Regions from separate parts of the Homo sapiens genome. Here region 2 is linked to region 1. Evidence: chromatin contacts called from ENCODE Hi-C or POLR2A ChIA-PET data. All regions are on one chromosome and are shown on one strand. The core of a region is the stretch at or near the end of the contact, and the rest is flanking DNA. Distances in the headings are between cores, read along the strand shown. Region 1 overlaps SVOP (SV2 related protein). Region 2 overlaps SVOP (SV2 related protein).

The links. Hi-C counts contacts between places; a loop is a spot of excess contacts on that map. ChIA-PET counts read pairs that join two places held with the same protein, here RNA polymerase II (POLR2A). Pooled maps may share reads with other maps.
Region 2: a loop to region 1 is called in a pooled map, with 1.9 times the contacts of the local background. The contact joins two enhancer-like sites. A Hi-C loop is called at or near these places in 2 of 168 maps with a recorded cell type or tissue (CD14-positive monocyte and PC-9) and 2 of 50 pooled maps. POLR2A ChIA-PET finds 5 or more read pairs at or near these places in 5 of 52 experiments (B cell, H1, Panc1 and 2 more).

Annotation. Positions count from the first base shown.
Region 1 is chr12:108,912,283-108,916,925 of GRCh38, reverse strand. It overlaps SVOP (SV2 related protein), which reads left to right. Exons shown (of 16, transcript NM_018711.5): 15 at 1,054-1,143; 16 at 4,185-4,643. The coding sequence ends at 4,391. Among named protein-coding and RNA genes, the nearest start is that of DAO, 35 kb to the right of the region's middle. Within about 2 kb of position 2,730, at least 6 of the 41 ENCODE cell types and tissues checked have a DNase peak (open chromatin) inside an H3K27ac peak, as active enhancers do.
Region 2 is chr12:108,953,026-108,957,684 of GRCh38, reverse strand. All of the region lies in intron 6 of SVOP (SV2 related protein), which reads left to right. Among named protein-coding and RNA genes, the nearest start is that of SVOP, 66 kb to the left of the region's middle. Within about 2 kb of position 2,311, at least 2 of the 41 ENCODE cell types and tissues checked have a DNase peak (open chromatin) inside an H3K27ac peak, as active enhancers do.

The sequences.
Region 1 (4,643 bases), core at 1,481-3,980:
AACATACAAAAATTAGCTGGGAGTGGTGGCACATGCCTGTTGTCCCAGCTACTCGGGGTGGGGCTGAGGTGGGAGGATCACTTGAACCCGGGGAGGTCGAGGCTGCAGTGAGCCATGATTGTGCCACTGCACTCCAGCCTGAATGACAGAGTGAGACCCTGTCTCAAATAAATAAGTAAATAAAATACTATAAAATAAAAGAGTCCAATATGGGTGTTCTAGGTTGGGGGACAGCTTTCCTCCTCCAGTGATTTGGGAACCCAGGCTCCTCGCATCGTGTGCCTTTCTTATCCAGGGATCTTGCCCCAGGGGACATTTGGCAATGCCTGGGAATATTTTGGATTGTCATAAGGTGGCATGGGGAGGCAGAAGGGCTGCTGGAATCTCGTGGGTAGAGGCCAGGGATGCTGCCAAACATCCTACAACGCACAGCAACCCCCACCCCCATGACAAAGAATGAGCCATCCCAAAACATCCACAGTGCCCAGGCTGAGAAGCCCTCTGGCTTAGGGCCATGGAGTCCTTCTCGCAGCCAGCAGACATGGGAAGGGAGAGGAGAAAACATACCCTTCTTAATTACCTTGGGCTGGAAGATGCACAATCCCTTCTCACTTTGCCACTTAACAAAGCACGTGGCCCCTACTGGGTACAAACTGAGAGACTGTAAACATTTCCATCTCTCTCTTTATGAAGTCCCTTGAAAACCTGTGACCCAGGCTTCAAGGTGAACGCATGAGAAGAAGGTAGAGAGCAACCCCTGAGTTGTGAACTTGTGGCAGTTCCTGGTGGAGGAGTCTTTGGGGAGCCCCCCCCAGGACAGAGTGGACCCCTTTACTGGGTTCCCACCCGCAGCTCAGCCTCTTGCCCTAGGTCTGAGTTGAGCCTCCCATGCCCTTTGGGGTGAGGATCCCTGTCCCTTAAGGGCGTCACCAGCACTGGAGGGATTTGCCCTGACTTCCGGCCTGCCCCTGAGGTTGGTCCTATCAGCTTGGAGCTGGAGTGGTGGGAGGAACCTGCATGTCCCCATGCCTATATCCGGCTGCTGTGTTTCAGGTCTACCCCACGGCAACGCGGGCCCTCGGCCTGGGCACCTGCAGCGGCATGGCAAGAGTGGGTGCTCTCATCACTCCGTTCATCGCCCAGGTAGGTGCTGCCCCCAAATACAGAGGGATGGGGGGTGACAAAACCCCATGCATGGCAAGCAGTTACTACATGCCGACTGTCCCCAGAGCCCTCGGGTTGCATTCGCTCATTTTATCATAACAACACACCCGAGGACAGAAGAAATATTGCCTGCAGATGAGAAAACAGAGGCTCAGGGGCTAAAATGACATGCTCAAGGTCATGCAGCTGGAAAGTAGCCAATCCAGGAGTCAAACCCAGGTCTTCCCTGTGAAGAAAATCCTTGGGCTGCCATATGTTTTGCTTAAAAACAATGTGGATGAAAACAAGTGGGCAATTGTGAGTGAATTAATGCAAGAACAGAAAACCAAATACTGCATGTTCTCTGGGAGCTAGACATTGAATACACATAGACATAAAAATAGGAGTAATGGACACTGGGGACCACTCGACTGGGAAGGAAGGGTGGGAGTCATGGGCTGAAAATTCCACCTATTGGGTACTGGGCTCACTACCTGGGGATGGGGTCATTTGTACCCCCAAACTTCAGCATCATGCAATATATCTGTGTAACAAACCTGCAGTGGACCCCTTAATCTATGATAAAAGTTGATTTTTTTTTTTTTTTTTTGGGATGGAGTCTCGCTTTGTCACCCAGGCTGGAGTGCAGTGGTGTGATCTCAGCTCACTGTGACCTCCGCCTCCCAGGTTCAAGCGATTCTCCTGCCTCAGCCTCCCGAGTAGCTGGGATTACAGGCGTGCACCACCACGCCTGGCTAATTTCTGTATTTTTAGTAGAGACAAGGTTTCACCACGTTGGCCAGGATGGTCTCGATCTCTTGACCTTGTGATCTGCCTGCCTCGGCCTCCAAAGTGCTGGGATTACAGGCATGAGCCACTGTGCCTGGCCAAAAAAATTTTTTTTTTTTTAACAAAAGGAAAGAAGGGTCAGGTGCTGTGTCTCACGCCTGTAATCCCAGCCCTTTAGGAGGCTGAGGCGGGCAGATCACTTCAGGTCAGGAGTTCGAGACCAGCCTGGCCAACATGGTGAAACCCCCATCTCTACTAAAAATACAAAAATTAACTAGGTGTGGTGGCAGGTGCCTGTAATTCTGGCTGAGGCACAAAAATTGCTTGAACCCAGGAGGCAGAGTTTGCAATGAGCCAAAATTGCTCCACTACACTCCGGCCTGGGCGATAGAGTGAGACCTTGTCTCAAAAAGAAAAAAAAAGGAAAGAAAACAAGTATGCCGACAAAATTTAGTGGAAAACAAATAAATATGCCAGTTCCTGCTTTTTGAATTAGATAATTAGACGTCATTGCAGAATTTTGCAACTCTTCGTGTGTCATGAAGCATTTGTATCTAGGGATCTTAGTAAGTCTTTTTGCTTTTTGAAAATCCAGGTTTTTTTCTGTTTGAATCACTTTTTTATTGAGGTAAACGTCACATAACAAAATTAACCATCTTAAAGGGAACAATTCAGTGGCATTCAGCACATTCACAGCGTTGGGCAACCACTGCTTCTATCTAGTTCCAAAACATTCTCATCACCCCAAAATAAACCCCTGGATCCACTAAGCAGTCACTCCTCATTGCCCACTTCCTCTAGGCTCCTGGCAACCACCCATCTGCTTTCTGTAGATTTGCCAAGTCTGAATATTGCAGAGAAATGGAATTTAAAGACGTGTTTAGCCAAGTGTTTCTATTCTACTTTGATTTTAGCCGTTGTGTGGCACTCCTAACTGATGCTGGTTGAGAGCTCACCATGTGCCTCCACGGTGCCAGGTGCTGCCAGGTTCTTCCCATTAGGAAGTGACACCACTCTATGCCCATTTGGCAAATGAAGAAATGGGCTGGGCATGGTGGCTCACAGCTGTAATCCCAGCACTTTGGGAGGCTGAGGTGGGCAGATTACTTGAGGTCAGGTGTTCAAGTCCAGCCTGGTCAATTTGGTGAGACTCCATCTCTCTTAAAAATACAAAAGAATTAGCCAGGCATGGTGGCATATGCCTGTAGTCCCAGCTACTCAAAAGGCTGAGGCAGAAAAATTGCTTGAACCCGGGAGGCAGAGGTTGCAGTGAGCCAAGATTGCACCACTGCACTCCAGCCTGGAGACAGAGCGAGACTACATCTCAAAAGAAAAGAAAATGGGACTCAGCTCTGCCGTGTTGTTTGCCATGTGCCAAAAGCTAGGAAGTTGGCACAGGCACTGCACTGTTCCAGAGGAGAGAAGAGTTATAAGGAGCCCAGACTCAAGCTTAGCAGACCCAAGTTCAAATCCCAGCCCCATCCTTATTATCTGTATGAACTTGGGTAGGAACCACTTATCCTCTTTGAGCCTCAGTTTTCTCCTTTGTAAAATGGGGATGAAGTACTTAGCTCATAGGGCTGTGGCATGGCATCTGTGTTGGTCCGTTTTGTGTTGATTTCAAGGAATACCTGGCTGGGCGTGTTGGCTCATGCCTGCAATCCCAGCACTTTGGGAGGCCAAGGTGGGTGGATCACCTGAGGTCAGGAGTTCGAGACCAGCCTGACCAACATGGAGAAACCCCATCTCTACTAAAAATACAAAATTAGCCGGGCGTGGTGGCAGAAGCCTGTAATCCCAGCTACTTGGGAGGAGAATCGCTTGAACCCTGAAGGCGGAGGTTGCGGTGAGCCAAGATTGCGCCATTGCACTCCAGTCTGGGCAACAAGAATGAAACTCATCTCAAAAAAACAAAAAAAACAAAAAACAAAAAAAAGAATACTTGAGATCAGGTAATTTATAAAGAAGAGATTTATTTGACTCACGATTCTGCAGGCTGTACAAGCATGGCACCAGCATCTGCTTGGCTTCTGGTGAGGCCTCAGGAAGCTTTTACTCATGGAGGAAGGCAAAGGAGGGGCAGGCGTGTCACAAGGAGAGAGAGGGACAAAGGGGGAGAGGAGGGAATCACCAGATCCTTTTTAGCAAGCAGATATCACGAGAGGGCCTGATGTTACTAATACTATTTGATGGTTGGCGATGTCTGTGCTTCAGAAGGGATGCTTTCACCGACCCGTGTCTCCTTCCCCTAGGTGATGCTGGAATCCTCTGTGTACCTGACTCTGGCAGTTTACAGTGGCTGCTGCCTCCTGGCTGCCCTGGCCTCCTGCTTTTTGCCCATTGAGACCAAAGGCCGAGGACTGCAGGAGTCCAGCCACCGGGAGTGGGGCCAGGAGATGGTCGGCCGAGGAATGCACGGTGCAGGTGTTACCAGGTCGAACTCTGGCTCTCAGGAATAGTGACCGATGGGGGACTGAGCTGGTCTTTGAGGCTGCAGAGCTTGGGGGGCTGGCAGGCCCCAACTGGGGCACTGATTGTCACTGCCGACATCAAGAACTCACCCAAGAGTATGACCTGGACCAACAGGGTTTTGTGTCTTGACTCAGTTTGCTCATCTTCATTGAGGTCCACCCAGGGATGGGGAGATGTTTGCTCTAGGGGGTTCTCTGTATATGTGGTGAAAGCTTTGTTCATAACCTGTGGATCTACAT
Region 2 (4,659 bases), core at 1,062-3,561, 41 kb before region 1:
TTAACACCAAAATTGAGCAGGAGATTACCAAGAGATGTCTGGTATATCACCTGGGTGGCCCTATGATAGATGGGGCTTATTAAGTCTTAATGGTGGTTAGGATCAATTTCTCTGACATGGGACCCAAGGAGCCCACGGTGACTCTTTTTCTTGCCTGTTCATTTCTTGACACAAAGGAGCCCAAAGTTACTGGGTAGCAGCTGTTGCTTAAAGTCTAATGGGTCCGGGCACGGTGGCTCACGTCTGTAATCCCAGCACTTTGGGAGGCCAAGGCAGGTGGATCATGTGAGGACAGGAGTTCGAGACCATCCTGGCCGACACAGTGAAATCCCGTCTCTACTAAAATTACAAAAATTAGCTGGGTGTGGTGACACACACCTGTAATCCCAGCTACTTGGGAGGCTGAGGCAGGAGAATCCCTTGAACCCAGGAGGCGGAGTTTGCAGTGAGCTGAGAGCGCGCCACTGCTATCCAGCCTCGGCGACAGAGCAAGACTCCATCTCAAAAAAGACATTCTACTGAGACTCTTGCTGTGTCTCCTGTGGAAGCTTTCCCTCCCTGGGAGCCAGGACCTCTAGACCCACCGAGCCCAGAAGTTGCAGGATGTGAAGTACAAATCCCCTGATCTGGGTCACTGAGACTGATGACAGTGAAGCCTACTCTTACTTCAACCCCTTAATTTCCAGACCCATGAATCTTTTCTCCTGGGAATGAAGCATCATAATGGCAATAGACTTAAGTGGGTATTGTGTCCTGGAGGACAGTGCCCCATGGTCACAGGGCATCGTCTCCAAGCTGACACCTTAGTGACACCTTCAGAGTCCTGTTCCATTGCTCTCTTAGGCCAGCAGCTTCAGGATAGCACAATATATGATAGGACCAGCGGATTCCAGGCCATACATCCGCTTCTACATCTCCTTCACTCTATATGGGCTCCTTGGGTCCCATGCAATGTTATGATGGATCCTTTGTCAGTGGGTCAGACATTGTGTGAGCCCTCAGGTGATGGTGGTGACTGAGACCTTGTGGGCAGGAAAGATAAACCAATACTCAGAATAGGTGCCGATTCGGTCAAGATGAATTGCTGCTCCTTCAAAACTGGAAGAGTCCAATGTATGTACCTAAGTTGCTACCAAGTGACATGGAGTGGTTCCATCCTGGGGGCTCCATGTTGGTCTCTGTTGCGGGCAGGCTGGCTCTTTGGCAGCACAAGCAGCAAGATCAGCATTGGAGGGTGGGGATCTGTTCAGTCCTGCTAGAGCGCCCACCCCCTCAGGGGTAATAGGTCAGGGATTGATTTCTTATGCCTGCTGAGCATCATGATTGGGGAAGACTGGAAGAGACAGCCTAGAAGGGTAATGCTAATTCTTTTTTTTTTTTTTTGAGACGGAATCTCGCTCTGTCGCCCAGGCTGGAGTGCAGTGGCGCAATCTCGGCTCACTACAAGCTCCGCCTCCAGGGTTCACACCATTCTCCTGCCTCAGCCTCCCGAGTAGCTGGGACTACAGGCGCCTGACACCACGCCCAGCTAATTTTTTTTGTATTTTTAGTAGAGACGGGGTTTCACCATGTTGGCCAGGATGGTCTCGATCTCCTGACCTCGTGATCCACCCACCTCAGCCTCCCAAAGTGCTGGGATTACAGGCGTGAGCCACTGCGCCCAGCCAGCATAATGCTAATTCTAAAATAGATCATGGGCTCTGAAACCAGACGGCTTGGGTTTGAATCCTGGCTGCTCTGTCACATAATAGCTGTATGACCTCAGGCAAGTCACTGAACCTTCCTGCATCTGTTTTCTCATCTCTAAAATGGAACAACAACATCCCCACCTCATGGGGTCCCTTAAAATAGTCATTAAATGACAACATTCTGTAAAATGCCCAGGACAGTGCCTGGCAGAGCACTCAAGATTTATTAACAAGCATTTGATCTGCTGAAGGCTTTGGCAAGAAGCTCAAGCGTCATTGTGATGTATGATGGATGACGGATGAATGACTCAAGGTATCACTGTAGATAGAACAGGGACAGGGGAGATATGACCACATGGATTTGACACATGAGCAAACTCCCAGCCTCCTCCTGCCACTTGGGAGGCTGGAAGGATGGTGAGTGGCTCTCAGCTCTCCTCAGTCCTTCCCTCCTTGATTCATGATTAATTCCTCCAGGGCTCTGTAGAGTAGGCATTTGACATACACTTCTGGATCTGGGATGAGCTTACAAACCACTGGAGCTTGAAGGAAAGGCTATTAATGGAGCCGCAGCCATAAATCTGGGCTGGCAGGGACTTGTGGACAATGTGCTCCACTTCTGGCCCAGCTCCAGGAATTCCTGCAGACACAACTACTGCCCTATTCATGAATATGATGAGTTCATTGAGGACGATACCGTTTTCCCCTCGTGGCTGGAAGGAATGTACTCACAGAAGAGCAAATCAAATTCCCTTACCAGGGATGCTCAGAGAGATGCCTGTAGAAATAGACTTCAAACAGTCACTGGATTTTCTTCTCATATAAGGAAAGATAAAGGATTTAAATATTCAGAATGTCCACAGAAATTCTTGTTCAAGATGGTAGAATGAGAAGTGACATTTTCTATTTCTTCTTCTTCCACATTTCCTGGAAATGACATAGAAGTAGTAAGAAATAGAATAAATCTTTTCTTTTTGTGAGAGACAGGGTCTCGCTCTGTTACCCAGGCTGGAGTACAGTGGCAAAATCATGGCTCACTGCAGCCTCGAACTCCCAGGCTCAAGTGATCCTTCTGCCTCAGCCTTCCAGGCACACACCACCATGCTCAGCTAATTTTTTCTATTTTTTGGTAGAGATCGGGGTCTAACTGTATTGCCTGGGCTGGTCTTGAATACCTGGCCTCAAGCGATCTGCCTACCTTGGCCTTCCAAAGTGCTGGGATTACAGGCATGCATCATGGCGCCCAGCTAAGAAATAGAATAAATACTTAAGAGTACTGGAGAGCAAGAAAATGGTGCCATCAGTGGATCAGAATTTTGAGAAGCCTCCGGAAGCCTATAAGCAGATGCGATTGCAAGGGTGGAGTAGCTGGAACAGAGAAAATCACACCCCAAAACAGCAAAGGGGCGGGACTACAAAGAGGACGAGAGATTCTTCCCATGGGGTTCTGGGATTATGGCACAGGACACCAGGGGAATAAAATAAAGGACATAGAGGAGCTAGGAGGGCCTTTCCCCCTTATCTCATGCTTATCTTAAGGGTCCCCAGCTTGCCTGCCTGCTCCCTACTTCTTCCCCATTTAGTTATTCATGTATTGAACACTACTGTAGCCCTTCCATGTGTTTATTGAGCTATCATTACATTCCAGACACTGAGCCTTGTGCTTTACGTGTATTACCACTTTAACGCTCATCTTAGGATGTAGATATTATGATCATCTCCATTTTACAGGTACAAAAGCTGGAGCTTTGTAGAAACTAAGTAGCATGCCCAAGGTCACATAGCTAGTAAATGGCAGAGCTGATGTCTAAACATCACTTGACCCTCCAAACCTATTATCTGAACTACTCCACTAAATAGCTTTTTTTTTTTTTTTTTTTTTTGAGACAGATTCTTACTCTGTCACCCAGGCTGGAGTGCAGTGGTGTGATATCTCGGCTCACTGCAACCTCCACCTCCTGGGTTCAAGCGATCCTCCCACCTCAGCTTCCCGAGTAGCTGGGATTATGGGAGCAAGCCACCACACCCGGCTAATTTTTGTATTTTTAATAGAGACGGGGTTTCACCATGTTGACCAGGCTGGTCTCGAACTCCTGACCTCAAGCGATTCGCCTGCCTCAGCCTCCCAAAGTGCTGGGATTACAGGCATCAGCCACCACGCCCAGCCTAAATATCTGTTTTATCTGTGAGGAGGGCAAATAAAAACTAGAAACAAAATTGCAGAAGAAATATTTAGCCACCCAAGAGAGCCACTGGCTTCCCACCACTGTAACTCTATCCACTTACATAAAAATAATGTCTTAAATTATACAATGTTCCTATCTAGTTATAAAAATGGCTCCCTTAAGTTCATTATTTAGAAACATTTAGTTGGAGATATTTTGATGTGATTAAATGCAATTAAAAGTTTCCATTAATTTACAATAGCTTTATCCTATTGCAGCAACTCATAAAACCAGATGAAAAAGATTTTGCTGTATAATTCTTAAAAGCTCAACAACCAGAAGTCCTTGTAATGTACTCTGAATTTTAAGTATAAATGTCAATTAGGGCCGGGCGTGGTGATCACGCCTGTAATCCAAGCACTTTGGGAGGCTGAGGCGGGCAGATCACCCGAGGTCGGGAGTTTGAGACCAGCCTGACCAACATGGAGAAACCCTGCCTCTACTATAAATACAAAATTAGTTGGGCGTGGTGGCACATGCCTGTAATCCCAGCTACTTGGGAGGCTGAGGCAGGAGAATCGCTTGAACCCAGGAGGTGGAGGTTGCAGTGAGCCGAGTTCATGCCATTGCACTCCAGCCTGGCCAACAAGAGTGAAACTCTGTCTCAAAAAAAAAAAAGAAAAAAAAAAAAAAAAGTCAATTAGATCATTAAGGAGCCCATTCCTCTACGCTGATCTGTGCTTTTCTACAACCCTCCTTCTCTCCTCCCTTCCTCATTCTTTTCTTTCTTTCCCCAAAGTAGATAT